2 separate regions of the Homo sapiens genome follow, and region 2 is linked to region 1. Evidence: read pairs that join two places in POLR2A ChIA-PET (ENCODE). Cell type or tissue: B cell. All regions are shown on one strand. Region 1 overlaps CCDC80 (coiled-coil domain containing 80). Region 2 overlaps ATG3 (autophagy related 3).

What was found. ChIA-PET counts read pairs that join two places held together with the same protein. Peaks named below come from ENCODE experiments on the same cell type or tissue, not always from the same donor. Only the 100,000 strongest peaks of a DNase experiment are listed, where the experiment ranks them.
Region 2: POLR2A ChIA-PET joins it to region 1 with 5 read pairs; 11 of 35 experiments call an interaction of 5 or more read pairs at or near these places.

Annotation. Positions count from the first base shown.
Region 1 is chr3:112,619,789-112,627,788 of GRCh38, reverse strand. The region is part of intron 3 of CCDC80 (coiled-coil domain containing 80); the gene reads left to right. Among named protein-coding and RNA genes, the nearest start is that of CCDC80, 17 kb to the left of the region's middle. In B cell, no CTCF peak of the experiment used is centred here; no DNase peak of the experiment used is centred here.
Region 2 is chr3:112,548,776-112,556,775 of GRCh38, reverse strand. It overlaps ATG3 (autophagy related 3), which reads left to right. Exons shown (of 12, transcript NM_022488.5): 3 at 3,447-3,496; 4 at 6,514-6,584. Among named protein-coding and RNA genes, the nearest start is that of ATG3, 9.2 kb to the left of the region's middle. In B cell, no CTCF peak of the experiment used is centred here; no DNase peak of the experiment used is centred here; H3K27ac peaks cover 840 bases.

The sequences.
Region 1 (8,000 bases):
GAGATCTTTTATTTTGTTTCTCATCTAATTCCTGGAAGGCCTCTCTTTCCTTGTGTCATGTCCCAGTTTACCCTTATGGGAAAGGCTGTAGCACTGTGAGCCAAGACTGGGAGTCGGCCATGGGATAAAAAGAATTGGCATGAGCCATGGGCTCAGTGAACCAAAAAACTCCAGCCTTGACTGACTTTCAGCTGGAAATCTATCAGATGGCCTTACTTTTCCTTAAAAATAAATCAAGCTCTGCCTACTATTCCAGACTTTTACTGGGCCTTGAAAGCAGGGGCACACATCCAACTACAGTGTGGGCCGTACTCACCAGCTGGTCCATCTTGCTAAAAGTATTTGGACATCACTGATGAACCTACAAACGCCAAGAAACTTACCTTAAGATTTTAGGCTTTCATGTAAATAAAGTTATTTATGCTTGAGCAAATTCCAATGCCTATCTGGTTTTGTCAGCACAGAGTATATTGCATGTGGGGTTTAAAATGGCCTAACACATAAAGGCATTCTTTCTTGTTAGTGATATCTAAAATGTCAGTCTAGGATAGGAATGTTGGGTGTGTATGTTTAGTGAATGGATTACAGACAAATTTTGTCAGATAGGAAAAAGTTGCTGGCTAAAGGCACTTCATTGCAGAATGAAAAAAGAAGTGGGGGGAAATGCACAGCAAGCATGTTTCTTTCTTAGCAATATTTAGAGATGAAAAATATTTTAACATTGGCATTTTATCACCAAATTTTAAGAGCTAGAATACACAGGACATTTAATAGGGCAAGGGAAGTTTTTTGATAACTTCTTTCAAAGAAAGGAGAGTTTGAGGGTAATCAAGAGAGGTAGCAAAGTTCATGGAGGTGGAATATGGCAACAAGGAGAGAGAAAATGTTGATTTCTTACTATCTAATGACTTCATAAGTCAATTTTTAAAATGAGAATGGTACGCCAGGTGCAGTGGCTCATGCTTGTAATCCCAATACTTTGGGAGGCCGACGTAGGCTGATCACTTGAGGCCAGGAGTTTGGGAACAGCCTGGCCAATATGGTGAAATCCCATCTCTACTAAAAATACAAAAATTAGCTGGGCATGGTGGCAGATGCCTGTAATTCCAGCTATTTGGGGGGTTGAGGCAGGAGAATTTCTTGAACCTGGGAGGCAGAGGTTGCAGTGAGCCAAGATTATGCCAGTACACTCTAACCTGGGTGACAAAGTGACACTCTGTCTCAAAATAAATAGATAAATAAATCAATAAATAAACAAAATGAGAATGATAGTATACAAATCAGTCTAAAATACCCTTTCTGTCTGATCCTGTTGAAGAGAATTGTTCTTTCTAGAGAAACCTCAGTCATCAGGATCCACAACAATTCAAAAATGCTGCTTTGCCTCTGGGGCAGTCCTGAAAAATAGACCCTTTTCCCCCAACTTCTCCTTTCATCAGTGGTGACAGTGCCTGGCAGCTGCCTTCTCTAGACCCTGCAACACTGAGCTGGGAGGAGAGGCAGGATGAGTGCTCAGACTTCCACACAGTGGCTGTGTGTCCCCCTCTGCTTTGATAAGTCTTTACTTATCAATCATTCTGTGCCCTAGAGACTAGAGAGCCTGTCTCCTAACCTACTCAGTCTTCTTAGTCCACTGCCCTTGCTGCCTCCAACATCAAGCATATCAGTGTCAAGACCAATCCCTGACATTCCAAGGGGGAAAAGTGCCTGATATGTCAAATGTACAAAACAAGTGTTTGAAGAATGTAGTGGAGGGATTGGCTCTTCCAATTGTAGTCATCAGATAAGGTATTGAAAATATCAGAGAATTTTGAAAAGTAGGTTGATTTAATGGAGGGACCTTGAAAAATGAGTAGGTTTTTTTTCTTTTGATAGAATAATGACTAGATCAAGGTATTTTTGTTTTTGTTTAATTTTTCAAAGAAATACTTTTTTTAAATTTTCAAAGTCAAAGCTATATAAAAAGGTGTACACAGACAAGTCTTGTATCCTTCCTGACCCCTTTACCCTGCTACTCCCTGCACCCACAGGTAATCATTTTTGTTAATTCCTTATTTATTCATTTAGTACTTTTTTAGACAAATACAAATAAATACCTATATATTTTTCTTTTTATACAAAATATAGCATATTATATATATTGTTCCACACCTTGCTTTTTTCACTTAAAATATTTCTAGGAGATCTTTCTTTATGAGTATATAGCAATCTTCCCCATTTCTTATCAAAAAATTGTGAGATTCTCTCATAGTTTAAACATTTTGTCCATGGACACTTGGACTATTTTCAATATTTTGTTCTTACACATATATCACACATACATAGAGCTATATATGAACAAGGTTACGATTAAATTGTGAAATTGTGTGTGCATCTTTCCAATACAGTCTAAGAAACAGGATTGTTAGACTAAATAGAAAATGTAGTCTGAGTGGATACTTCCTGATTTCTCTCCACACAAGTTGAATCATGTTGCAGTTCCAACAACAATGTTTAAATATGTCTATTTCCCCAGACCTCTCCAATTAATGTGTGTAATCAAACTTTTGGATGCTTTTGACCAGTGTAATATGTGAAAAATGGTATCAGTATAGGGTAGTATTGATTTGCATTTCTCATGTTGTGAGTATGATTGAACACATTTTCATGCTTAGGGAGCATTTATATTTCCTTTTTAGTGTTCTTTGCCCATTTTTCTATTGCGTTGTCATCTTTTTCATCCCAATGCATAGGTACTCTATATAAATTGGAAAAAAATTCAGACTCCCACCTCCCCTTTCTACTCCAAGATAATGACTCATTTGTTTAGGAATGAGGTCCAGGAATCTATATTTTAAAATGTTGCTCAGGTGATTCTGATTTGCTATTAGGTTTGATCTAGAGCAGAAGGCTAGGTAGAGGATAAGAGGTGAAGAGAGGGCTAGAAATGTAGTTTGGCACCTGAAATTAGATTTCTAATACCAAGATAAAGTATTCAAACTTTATATGTAAACCATGTGAAGTCACTAAATATTTCTGAATATATTTTTCAAATATATTTATAACTTTAAGATTTGATGGAGTCAATCTGTAGGACAGCAATTCACTTGGACAGGACACACTCTTTATTAATAAGACAAGTTGCTCTTTCTAGAGAAAAAGTGATCAGGAATGGCCAGGGTAGTCCCACCTATCAATTTAATCAGGTCACTCATCTCACAGTGGGGTAGTAGATAGGAAAATGACCCACTCATAGAGTAAAAGGGGAGTAAGCAGATCAATTGCAAAGTAATTTAAACTTATCCATTTCCAATCAAAAGGAAATAAGTTCCAAGCTGGAGGCCAAGGTTATCCTAACTGAAATAACCTGCCATGGACTGCTCAGCACTCCTGGCAATGTTCTTGAGAATAAAAGCAATTTAGCTTCTGCTGGCATCTACCTCCTGGCTTATGCAAAGCACAACCAAGAGAGTTTTGGCCCCTACTGACTTCTTGAAAAGAATCGTTATATTTTAAATGCCTTACAAATATGTTTTATTTAAAAGACCTAATGCATGCAAAACCAATTTTAGAAAAAAATATATATGAATGTGTTTTCTCAAATTACATTAGACTGTGTTGCGGGTTCACAAGATCAAAGGAAAGTGTGAAGGTTTTATGGTGGGTTTTCTACACAGTCCCAGAATCACTCACCTTATCTATACCTTATTACTGTCTTTTTCATATATCTTTCTTATGGGAGAGTTCTAGTGATTACCAAATCTTTACTGAATGCTGGGGTTGTATGCTAGGAACTGTGCCAGCCTGAAAGGATGTAAAAGGTGACCAAAACTCAGTCTCTATTGTTGAATTACTCATATCTAGGGGGAAGACAGATATGTAAACAACTGGTTGCAATGCAAGGTGATTAGCATTATTACAGAAGAATGCCAAAATGTTGAGTGCACAAGTGAGGTGAAGACAGGTTTCAGAGACAATAAGAAGTACTCATGTGGACAGCATTCCAGGAAGAGAGGGCACATTTCTAGAGACCGAAAATAGGGGGCTGGAGCATAACATGTGGAGGAAGAGTTAATAGATAAGTTTATACTGCCATAAATGATCTTGTATGCTATGACAAGGATTTAGATTTTCTCCTCTGGGACAGTAGCTCTTTGTTTTTAGAGTGTATAACAACTACCCAGGAAATTTTTTAAATGCAGATTCCTGGGCTTCACCACCAGTAATTCTGAGTCAATTGATCTGGATCCAAGAATTGTAATTTTAACAAGCACTCCTGGTGACTGTGATGAAGGTGGATAGTGGATCGTACTTTTACAAACTGCTAGAAGAGATTGGGAACTTTCAAAGGAATGCGAGAGGCTAAAGTAGTCCAGGCATTAGTGGAATTGCCTGAACTTAGGCAAGAGAGGGTTGGAGGAGGAGAATCCACGGATGTCACAAGGAAAGCAGTTACAGATGGAAGCTTTAAGCGTAATGCCTAGCACACATTTGGTGTTTAATATGTTATAACTGAAGCTGAATTTTCTGCAGTGTCATTGCTGTCTATAGTGAGTCACGAAAGGACAAATACATGAAAAAATTTAGTACCACCTGAATTTGACTGCTGATGTTTGGGGTTGGAATTTTTAAAGAATAGCACTCTAGGCAAATGTCTTACTACTAGGGCCAGACCTTATCAGCACATAACAGAGTTCACCTTCCCTGGGAATCCCTCACCTCAATAATCTTAGGTCCAAATCCCAGCAAATGGGCTTGAATCTATGAAGCATTTCAGCTGGATCAGGAGTATGTAGACAGTTTAGAGAATGTTTCCTAAAGATTTTTTTCTTCTGGCTGGGCGTGGTAGCTCATGCCTATAATCCCAGCACTTTGGAAGGCTAAGGTGGGTGAATCACTTGAGGTCAAGAGTGTGAGACCAGCCTGGCCAACATGGTGAAACCCCGTCTCTACTAAAAATACAAAAAAAAAAAAAAAAAAAAAAAAATTAGCTGGGCATGGTGGTGCATGCCTGTAATCCCAGCTACTCAGGAGGCTGAGGTGGAAGGATCACTTGAACCGCAGAGGCAGAGGTTGCAATGAGCCAAGATTGCACCACTGCACTCCTGCCTGGGTGACAGAGCAAGACTCCATCTCAAAAATAATAATAATAATTTTTTTTAAAAAAAGAATTTTTCTTTCTAAGCCCTGTAATCCTTACAATCATTAGTGAGCTTAAACAGAGTTTGGATAAATTTAACAAGAACCTGCCAAGTCTATGTTGCTTTTCCAGACTAAAGAGAACCTCAACACTGAGCCCTGATTTAGATAGAATGCAGAGCTCAAGAAAGACCGGTGGCAGGAGCAGGAGCTGAGACAGGATGTAGCTTCACACATACTGGCCTAGAGTGGACTCTGTCCTTCTGTAGAGTTGCCACCACCCTAGTCTGATGCAGTGTTGATTAGGACTTTCATTGTTTTGCTTTGGCAGATTCTCCTACTCAGCACAAACATGTAGATATTCCTATAATCTGGGAGTGCAAAATGTTTTATTTCTAATGTTTGGTTGAAATATTTCAGAAAATATTTTGGTTGAAAGAAAACCGGCTTTGAAATTGGTTTCTTGCCATATACTAGTAAAGCAAAGTTTGCCTTTAATCTTGGTCCTGGGTCCTTTCTACCCTTGAGTGTGAGGCATTTTGGCATAGCAGAGAGAACACTGGGTGGGAGTGAGGTAATGTCACCTGAGTCCTAACCTCACTCTATCATTAACCTGCAATGTGAACTTGAGCAAGTCACTCCTCCTCTCAGGGTCTGTGACAGATTGGGTTTTCTGAGAGACAGAGTCTGAGACTCTGAGTTTTGCCTGCAGGCAGTTAACACAGAAACAATACTTATGAGGGGTGAGAGATACAAGACTGGACAGGGAAAATTTGAGCTGCAATAGAGTTGGACCTTCCAAACTGTCCACTTTGAGACAAAGGGGATAGCTTTTATATCTATCCCCTCTTTTACTACATCAACCATTGAATGTGAGCTGTCCTATGGTAGGGGTGTGACTTGGGGAAAGGTGGCTCCCTTCTAAGTAGATCAATTGTCAGAGATCTAGCTGCTTATATTGACAGCAACCTTAGTTGTGAAGGTAGCAACTGGACAGCACACCACAGTGTCCACTACAGTTTCCTTAGTTTCAACCTTAATAATGTGATGGTGTGGAGCCAGATAATGTCTATATTCAGTTTTCTATTGCCATAATAAGGTGAGGTAACAAAGACCACAAACCTTAGTGGCACATACAGTAAGCATTCATTTAGTGACAAGTTTCTAGGGTTCAGCTGATCTGGGCTGGGCTTGGTTAGGTTTGCTCATGCATCTGCAGTCAGCTACAGGTTGGGTAGGAGGTTCTGCTGATCTTGGCTGGGCTTGCACGCATGCTGGGGGTCAGTGGGCTGTCAGCTAACCTGGGTAGCCTTGGTTAGAATGAGAACAGGGTAACTTGGCTTGACTAAACCTCCAGCAAGCTGGTGTGGGCATATTCTCATGGCAATGGCAGAAGCAAGAACAATCCCTAATGTATAAGCCCATTTCTAGCTTCTGCTTGTGTCATTGTGCTAATATCCCATTGGCCAAAGCAAGTGATATAGATGCGCTCAGAGTCAAGAGGCAGGACAGCTCAACCCATTTCCCATAGGAAGAAGCTGTAGTTACTGGGCATAGGTATAGGGTATAGCTATAGGGAGGGGGGAAGAATTGGTGTTATATTAAAAATCTACTACAATCTCCAACTTCCTTCCATCTGAGCCATTCAGTGATTTTGTGACTTTGTCCATTAAGTAGATGCTAGTGGTCTAATTCTGGTTCTAAGTAGGAGCTTGAACTCTGTCCAAGTTATTGATTTCTGAATCTAGCACTCAGCACAGAACCAATTCTGGACATTAGTGATAAATATTTCGTTGAATGAACAAAAGCAAGAATGAATGTATGTTGGGAATTAAAAATTGTAATTTCCAAATACAAGATAAAATCTGGTTTGTAAAGTCTTAGAATCAGAACATTAGTTAAGAACATTTTTTAAAAAGCAGTTTTTGAATGATTTTCTTTATTATTAGTATTACTATTCACAAAGTAAAATATGTTCCTTGTTAAAATTTGAATAACATAGGTATGCAGAGTAAACAATAAAAGTTTTCACTTCACCTTTTCCTGTGGACTTTTTCCTATGTGTATTTCCAAATGAATGTATCTTCTTTTGTTTTTATTTCCTTACAACCAGGAATAAAGTCATATTATGCATTTTGTTTTGCAACTTGTTTTTAATACTCAACAAGATATATTTAAAAATATAAATCTAATAATTGTAAATTAATTTAAATTTTTTCTAATAACAAAAATGTACATTTGAAAAATAGTTTATATGCATGAGGCCTATCACTTTTTATGTTGCAGACAGTGCTTGGTTCTCATCTAGGCTCTCAGCTCCTTTTCCTTTGGACCACCTCCATGAAGCACTGTTATGACTTTGGGGAGGAAAACAGATTGATTCTTTCCCCTCTCATTTTGATTTGCTTTGGAGAAATAAAGCTCCTTCTTTATACACTTTCAGCAATCCTAATCAAATAAAAGTAACAGTTAAATTGTAATCATCCCCTTTTTATTAATGAAGAGTAATGTCTGTGGTACTCAAATTATAACATCTTATTTGCAAAATTGTGGTTGTTTTTACTGTGATATAGTATTGTAGTACAGTGTTAGTCACTGGGTAGTGATGTTGGTAATAAGTGATAGGCTCTCATTGGTAATTTTCCTGTTATCATATATTTGCTAACATTAATTTTTTCACATTTGTTTTTAATATAGGGGATTATTTTGCAGATAAAATCTTAGGTAGGGTTGAGAGATATACTGTGACTTGTTTTAGCGGGAAGAAGTAAATAAAGCTCTTCTGTCCTTGAAAATGTTAAAATGCTTTCCTGACATACAAGTTGCCATGTAAAGCCACTAGTATCTTGATTTTCATGCTTCCCATTAATCCAGTGACACCT
Region 2 (8,000 bases), 71 kb after region 1:
TTCAACCCTGAGTGGACACAGCACATGTTTCAGAGAGCACAGGGTTGGGGGTAAGGTCACAGATCAACAGGATCCCAAGGCAGAAGAATTTTTCTTAGTACAGAACAAAATGAAAAGTCTACAATGTCTACCTCTTTCTACACAGACATGGCAACCATCCGATTTCTCAATCTTTTCCCCACCTTTCCCCCCTTTCTATTCCACAAAACCGCCATTGTCATCATGGCCCGTTCTCAATGAGCTGTTGAGTACACCTCCCAGACGGGGTGGTGGCCGGGCAGAGGGGCTCCTCACTTCCCAGTAGGGGCGGCCGGGCAGAGGTGCCCCTCACCTCCCGGACGGGGCGGCTGGCCGGGCGGGGGGCTGACCCCCCCACCTCCCTCCCGGATGGGGCGGCTGGCCGGGCAGAGGGGCTCCTCTCTTCCCAGTAGGGGCGGCCGGGCAGAGGGGCTCCTCACTTCCCAGTAGGGGCGGCCAGGCAGAGGCGCCCCTCACCTCCCGGACGGGACGGTAATTTCTCCTAATGAGGAAATCAGTTAAACTATCCCTGCCGAGGCTTCATGTTTCCTCATCTATAAAATAACGGTTGTGGGCTAGACATTCTGTAAAGATCCTATTCTGCCTTAGGTTTTATTACCTCAAATGCCAAATAAAACTAAGTTTTGATTTTAAGGATATCATTAACATTCTTGCCAAACAGAGGTGTAATTTGAACATGGCTCTTTATCTGAAATCAAGAGCGGAGATGAAAGTATGCTGTTCTTATTGCACTCTTTGGTTTTATTTCCTCTGTGAAGATGACTAATTGTTGAATATATAGTTGCAGTTAGAGATGCAAAGTCTGTGGTCATTGGATAGAATTAAGCAGTTTCAAAACAGGAATTCATCCTAGAATAAATAACTGTTACACTTAATTACAACATCAATCAATTTATGAATTTTCCTCTCTAAAAAAATCCAAGGCCAAATTAGCCCAGCTGGCTGTCTATTACATAATGCAGGGTTGGGATAGAGCACAATTACAGGATTGAGTTAGAGTAGAATGAGCCTGGAGGAGGAAATGGGAAGGCATCATTTGCTTTGTGTAAATATTATATACTGAGTTGATTTGTTCATTTGTTTCATCTTGCTGTTTCTGAGTTTCTGCCAGACATCAGCTATCTTTTTGTTTTCATTCAGAGGTGTGGCAGTATTGTGCTTAAAAAGAGGGGCAGCTAGTATCTGATACTGTATTGTCAAAAAACAAAGAAAAAACTAATGTTGGATGTATGTATGACTTGTTTAAGTAGAATACTATTAATTGAGGTTAGCTTGAGGAATGGAATTGCTCACCAAGGTGTAAATATTGATTCTTGTTGGAGTTGGTCAGTATTATATACTGATAATAAAGATAATAAGAGAACATTTTTAGTCTCTAAGAGAAAGCTATTGCAAGCAATATTGATCATTTAGAAATTTGAATCTTGCATCATTTGAACACGTGAAGCAAGTTATGATGGCCATTGCTAATGAGGGCAGATGTACACATGTATTATCAGTGTGAGTCTGTGTTTTTTTTGTTTTGTTTTTTGTTTTTCGTTTTTCTTGCCTCCTAGTGTTCTTGTTTTTAAATAGAAGATACTATAGGGACTATGAGATAAAATGTTAGTCTTGTTACCTCAAGGCAATACAATGAAAGAATTTTTTATTTTTAATTATTTTGCTTTCATTTAGTTAAATTATTACTTTTAATGGTAATAAATTAGTTCCTGATAACCACAGAGCTAAATGTAGCATCTGGTTGCAATGAGCTCGAAGTGCTCAAAATTTGGGGAAGAGACTATTGTTTTTATTTTGGTTTTTGTCTTTACTTAGGCTGTTTAAATAATAAGGTTATTCGAAGTAAAAGAACAGAAACATAAAGTTTCTATCAGGAATCCAGTTGCTATATCTTGTTAATGTTTCATCTTAAAAGAGGTTATTCTTAGAATTCTTATTTGATAGAATTATATGCTCAAATTAAACTAGAGTATTTTATATAGGCATACTTTCTCAAAGGTATTAGAGATTAAATATTTTGTAATTTTTTGCTGTGTAGTAAACCCATGAACAATACAAGATTTTAAGCTAGAGCTGTTGCAAAATAGAAGTAATTTGGCAAGTATGTGGGTGTCACATGCGTCCATGTGTAGAGACCACCAAACAGGCTTTGTGTGAGCAACAAGGCTGTTTATTTCACCTGGGTGCAGGCGGGCTGAGTCCGAAAAGAGCAAAGGATGGTGAGATTATCATTAGTTCTTATAGATTTTGGGATAGGCAGTGGAGTTAGGAGCAATGTTTTGTGGGCAGGGGGTGGATGGCACAAAATACATTCTCAAGGATGGGGAGAATTACAAAGAACCTTCTTAAGGATGGGGGAGATTACAAAGTACCTTGATCAGTTAGGGTGGGGCAGAAACAAATCACAATGGTGGAGTGTCATCAATTAAGGCTATTTTCACTTCTTTTGTGGATCTTCAGTTGCTTCAGCACATCTAGATGTATACGTGCAGGTCACAGGGTATATGATGGCTTAGCTTGGGCTCAGAGGCCTGACAATGCACATCCTGCTTGAGTTGGGACACTGCAGTTATGCTTAACAGACTTAAATTTTCTGCCCTCAGAAATAAGCAGGATTTCTGTTCGCCAGTAAGATCAGCTCATGTTCGTGTAAACTGATAATTCTCAAATGGTTAAAGTTTATCTCCCTGAATCTGGTTTTTATTTCTGAAGAAAAACAAAAACTTGTACAATATTCAGCCCGCTTAGGAAGTCTAAGGTTTTTTAGAGAGAATTCAATTTGTTAATTTTGTAGGTGTTTTCAGAGTGAGACCAAAAAGCTTCTAACTTTTTCCCATTGTTTTGGCACTGCATTTCTCTTTTAGAAGTGCAAAAAAGCTTTCAAAATCACTTAAATTTTTAAAAATAATAAAAGAGGAAGAGGAAGAAGTGTGCCCAGTGATATAATAAAGTAGACTTACATTATAGACTTGTATCTATTTAGTAATTTTTTTCAGATTTTTATTGTATTTTCAGTCATTGGCAAGAATGTGTCTACATTTTTGTATCCTTAAAATGGATTTTGACAATTTAAATCTGATAGCCTTACATTTATCAATTTCATTATACTGCTTTTGGCATTACTTAATCCAATTATAAAAACTGAATTTTTAAAAAACAGCACTTGTTTTTTCTTCCAAGATTAATTTGAATTTTTTTATGGACATTAGAAAACATTGCAGTTTAGTCATAATCAAAAATAAATCTTGAGGCTGGTAGAGCAGCTTTGTTGCTGTTTATATTTTTATTGCTTACTGGATTTCAGTGTTACCTAGTGCCATCAGTTTGGTATTTTGCCACCTTGCACATTCAGTGATGTTTGATTTTTCTTTTTCCTTTTTTTCATATTACTTTTAAATCCTGAATAGTTTGTGGCAGCTGGAGATCACCTAGTCCACCACTGTCCAACATGGCAATGGTAAGTAATATTGAGTAAAGAATAGAAAATTAGTAAAATGCATGGCTTCAGAATTATAGCAATTTGCAAAATAGGTTAATGGATGAAAATTAGAATGACCAGTTTAACTTTCCCCCCAGCAGATTCTTCTGTTAAACAATGCCCCTTCAAAATAAAGGAAGAACAAGTGGGTGTTATACCTATGTTATTTGGCTATGTTAGCACAATATGATGGACTAATTTGAGAAAAATGCATTTACTTCCTTTACTATTACTTCTTTTCTTTATAGTGTCTAAGTCTGACCTTCTGGTTCTTTGAATAATAAATAGTTTAATAAAATTTGATCAGGTTTTTGGCAGGGCGCGGTGGCTCACACCTGTAATCCCAGCACTTTGGGAGGCTGAGGCGGGCAGATCACGAGGTCAGGAGATGGAGACCATCCTGGCTAACATGGTGAAACCCATCTCTAAAAATGCAAAATATTAGCTGGGCATGGTGGCAGGCGTCTGTGGTCCCAGCTACTTGGGAGGCTGAGGCAGGAGAATGGTGTGAACCTGGGAGGTGGAGCTTGCAGTGAGCCGGAGATGATGCCACTGCACTCCAGCCTGGGCAACAGAGTGAGAGGCTCCCGTCTCAAAAAAAAAAAAAAATTTTTGAACAGGTTTTTTTTTTTTAAATTAACAAAATTTACTGAACATGTTTGTGGCATTAATAAATGCAGAGATTTTGCAGTTTTATGTTCTTTAAAATATAAAACATAAACGTTTTCTGTTAGGTTCAAAAGTATGCTCCATCTTTAGGAAACTGGCTAAAGCTAAAAGAAAGGTTTATGATACCAATTAAGGCCTTCATTATAAATCTGCTTTTAAGAGGCTTTAAGTTTTTATTTTTTTTCAATACCTTTTATTTTAATTACTAAGGTACCTTAAGCAATTTAGCAGTTTTCACAATCTATATTTTAAAATATTCTGAATAATAACAGTGTTTTATTACTTCCAAGTACTCACGATAAAGACTCCCTGTTGGTAGCTGAAAAAATGATCCCAATATTGGCAGAACTTTTATTTAAACTAGGATTGTTTGGAATTATCACCTTGTTTGTATATAGGTGCTTCAACTTAATATATCTTTTTTCTTAAAAATTGTTTTTCAATTGTAGTTGAAAGGTACAGTTTTGACTGGGGATAGGAATTCTATAATTAATAAGTTTCCAATTGATAATGTTTTTCTAGCTTCAAACTCTTTCATCTGTGGCCTGGTATTCTCCTGCATTTTAATACTTACCGTGTCGCTGAAACAGTTGTCACTGCTTTTTTCAATTACTCTTTATTTTGTAGGGCATTATTTATGTACCAAAAGACTAAAGTTTCAAGTTTGTTTTTATGTATTTTTCTCTCCTACATGTGTTTTTTGTTCCATATTTAAAATTAAATTCATGTCATAGAAGATCTCTGATTTAATAAAGGTGGTTTTTTTTTCTTTCTGTATTCCAGATTTTCTGTTAAAACTATATTTAGCTAGGTTCTGGTCTATAATTTATATGTATTTCAAGTCAAATAGGGAAATGAGGTTTACAGTAGTATTCATTTTGTGAAAATAACTGATTCAGGTTTTTTTCTATATGATAAGCATTTTCTTCATTGAGATTTCTTTGTTCTACCAGCTTAATTAAGTAGTTTAGGTATTTGATTTATAGCATTGTTGTAGGGGCTTGTATATATGGACGGGATCTTTTTTTAGCAGGTACTAGTAGTTTTATTCCATTTTATGAATTAGAGTGATTTAAATACTTTTATTGTAACTTAGAACTGAATTATACCCCACTTCAGTGTCCACACTTTTGGCTAAATTCCTGGGCCAAAGGAAAAATTCATTTTAAATCAGCACTAGAGCCAGGTTATTTCCATGCTTATGCCTTCACGTGCACAAGTGCTATCATGACCTTATTTTAACTCTTTCCTCAGAACTTCGGGTGTTGCCATGACATTGTTGAATTTGACACTTGGGACTAGTCAAAAGAAGTCTAGAAGGCCGTCAAATAATATTAGGGCATTTCCTGACTTTACCTTGTGCCCAGATCTATGGTTTGAACTTTAGACTGAAGCTTGAAAAGACAGCTGAACTCCAAATTTATGGCCATATGTTTGTGAAAGGCACCACATACCACTCCACCTCTCACCGTTTTCAGATGACCCACAAATTCTTAAGAAGAGGTGCCAGAGCAGCTCAGAAATGTTGTAGATAGTTGGCTCTGACCCACAGAGGGAGCAGTGTTTAAGAGTAGGAGCCCTGAAGTCACTTGGCTTTGACCCTTGCTCTCCCACCAAGTTTTGTGATCATAAGCAACTTGATCTGTTTAATCTTTAGTTTACTTAACTATAAAATGGGATATTTATATGTTCTACTGTTTAGAGTTATGAAGACTAATTGAAAATAACATGTTGGAGACTTAAATTCTATACTCAATAAGCACTCAATAAAAGGTTTTTTGTTTTCAAGAATTATTAATATTGTCATTTTATGATTCAGAGCATCTTTTATCTCTTAATTCTGATTTTAATCCAGTGATAGGAACAGGGATTTTGCCAGCCACCTACAGTGTTACATAATGTCATGCAGCTTTTTTTTCTGCCTTTTCTTGTTCTCAAGATGAGCAGCAGTACTTTAGGATTAAAAATGTGAGAGATTATACAGTGGGCTACAACTCACTGAGGAGCAGCATATTTTATTGTTGTTTAGAGGCAAACATAATAGTTGCTTAATAGTTCTATATTATTCTACCTTTTTTGTCTAATATTTAATCCAAATTCTCTTGGGTCTATCTGCATCTCTTAGTATGTTTCACTTAGATTATTGTTGTGCTTTTCTCCATGCCCTGACATGTATTACTTAATGGAGTCCTTCCCAAATCAATTTTAAACCAATTTTCTGAGAATTATGGATTATATCATTTTGAGATTTATATGCAATACTTTCTGCTGTATATTTGCCTATTAAAATATGTTTTGTATTTTGGTGCTTTTCACTGTTTTTAAAGGGCTACAGGGGAAGAATTGAAAGTGAAGGCATACCTACCAACAGGCAAACAATTTTTGGTAACCAAAAATGGTAAGAATTATGTTGCATATATGAATAAATTTTGCGTAGAGGTATATTAAAATGAAGCTCTCGGTTTTTCTATTGCTTGAAAATTTTTTCCTTAGTTTTATCACCTCTTTCTGTTATTTCTTTTTGCCAAAAACATATAGTTGTCAAGATACGAAGGAAGAGGGCCCTAAGGAAAGTTAGACTTCTAAGTGGATTTTTTTGAAGTTGGCTTCATAATAATCTTTCTAGGTATTTGATTTTAATCTTCTTTAGACTGAAATTTTGCATGGCAAATGAAATTCATACTACCTATGACATCTAAAAGCTCAGAGCTGACGATGTTATTATCCGTTGTGTCATTGAAGGACACAAAAATATTTTGAAACAGGTAGTGGTTTTTTTTTTTTTTTTTTTGGTTGTTTTGAGACAGAGTCTCACTTTGTTGCCCAGGCTAGAGTGCAGTGGCCTGATTTTGGCTCACAGGTTCAAGCGATTCTCCTGCCTCAGCCTCCCAAGTAGTTGGGATTACAGGCCTGCCACCACGCCCGGCTAATTTTTGTATTTTTAGTAGAGACAGGGTTTTGCCATGTTGGTCAGGCTGGTCTCGACCTCCTGACCTCAGGTGACCTGCCCACCTTGGCCTCCCAAAGTGCTGGGATTACAGGTGTGAGCCACCGCGCCTGGCTGAAACAGGTAGTGTTTTATTTATGAAGTTAAATTTAAAAACAACATCAAAAGGTTGTTATAGTTCCTAACTAATCACAAAACAATACATTGATTTCTGTTCCAATTTACTCATTATAGGAAAGGGAAAATAAAGTGAACAGAACAGCAGTTTTTTCTTTTCTACAGCATATTTCTTTTTACAAAGGCTGATAATTTATATCCTGATTGTTTTAAAAAAATCAGGAGATTAAAAAGCAATTTGTTGACCTTATACCATAATGCTTTTACCATATAATTACCCAATCTTAGGCTTATGAATAATAATACCTGTTAATTGACACATTTGCTGTATGAACAACTTACTAGTGTGGTATAAAGAAGTAAAAATCAGAAGGTTGGTGAATTTTAAACTGTTTTATCCATTGTGAATAACTGGAACTTAAATATGAATTATAAAATTTATATTGAAAGTTACTTTAGCCTTGAAAACAAGAGTTCACCTTTACCACCACTGACTATGATAGCTGGTAGCTCCATGTTCTGAAAGTAAAGCCATTAAAATAAGGTATTATTATTCATTAGACTGAAATTGAACTATGATATGTATCTCTGACATCAGCCTGCTGTTCTTCACAGACCATCATGGTAAAGGAATGCATAGAACATTCCCAATAGAGCTTTTCTACTTGTCTTCTGACAAAGCAATTTAGGAAAAGGTAAATGTAGCCAAATAATTATGTGTCTATGAGCTGAATGTAACTCTTAATCACC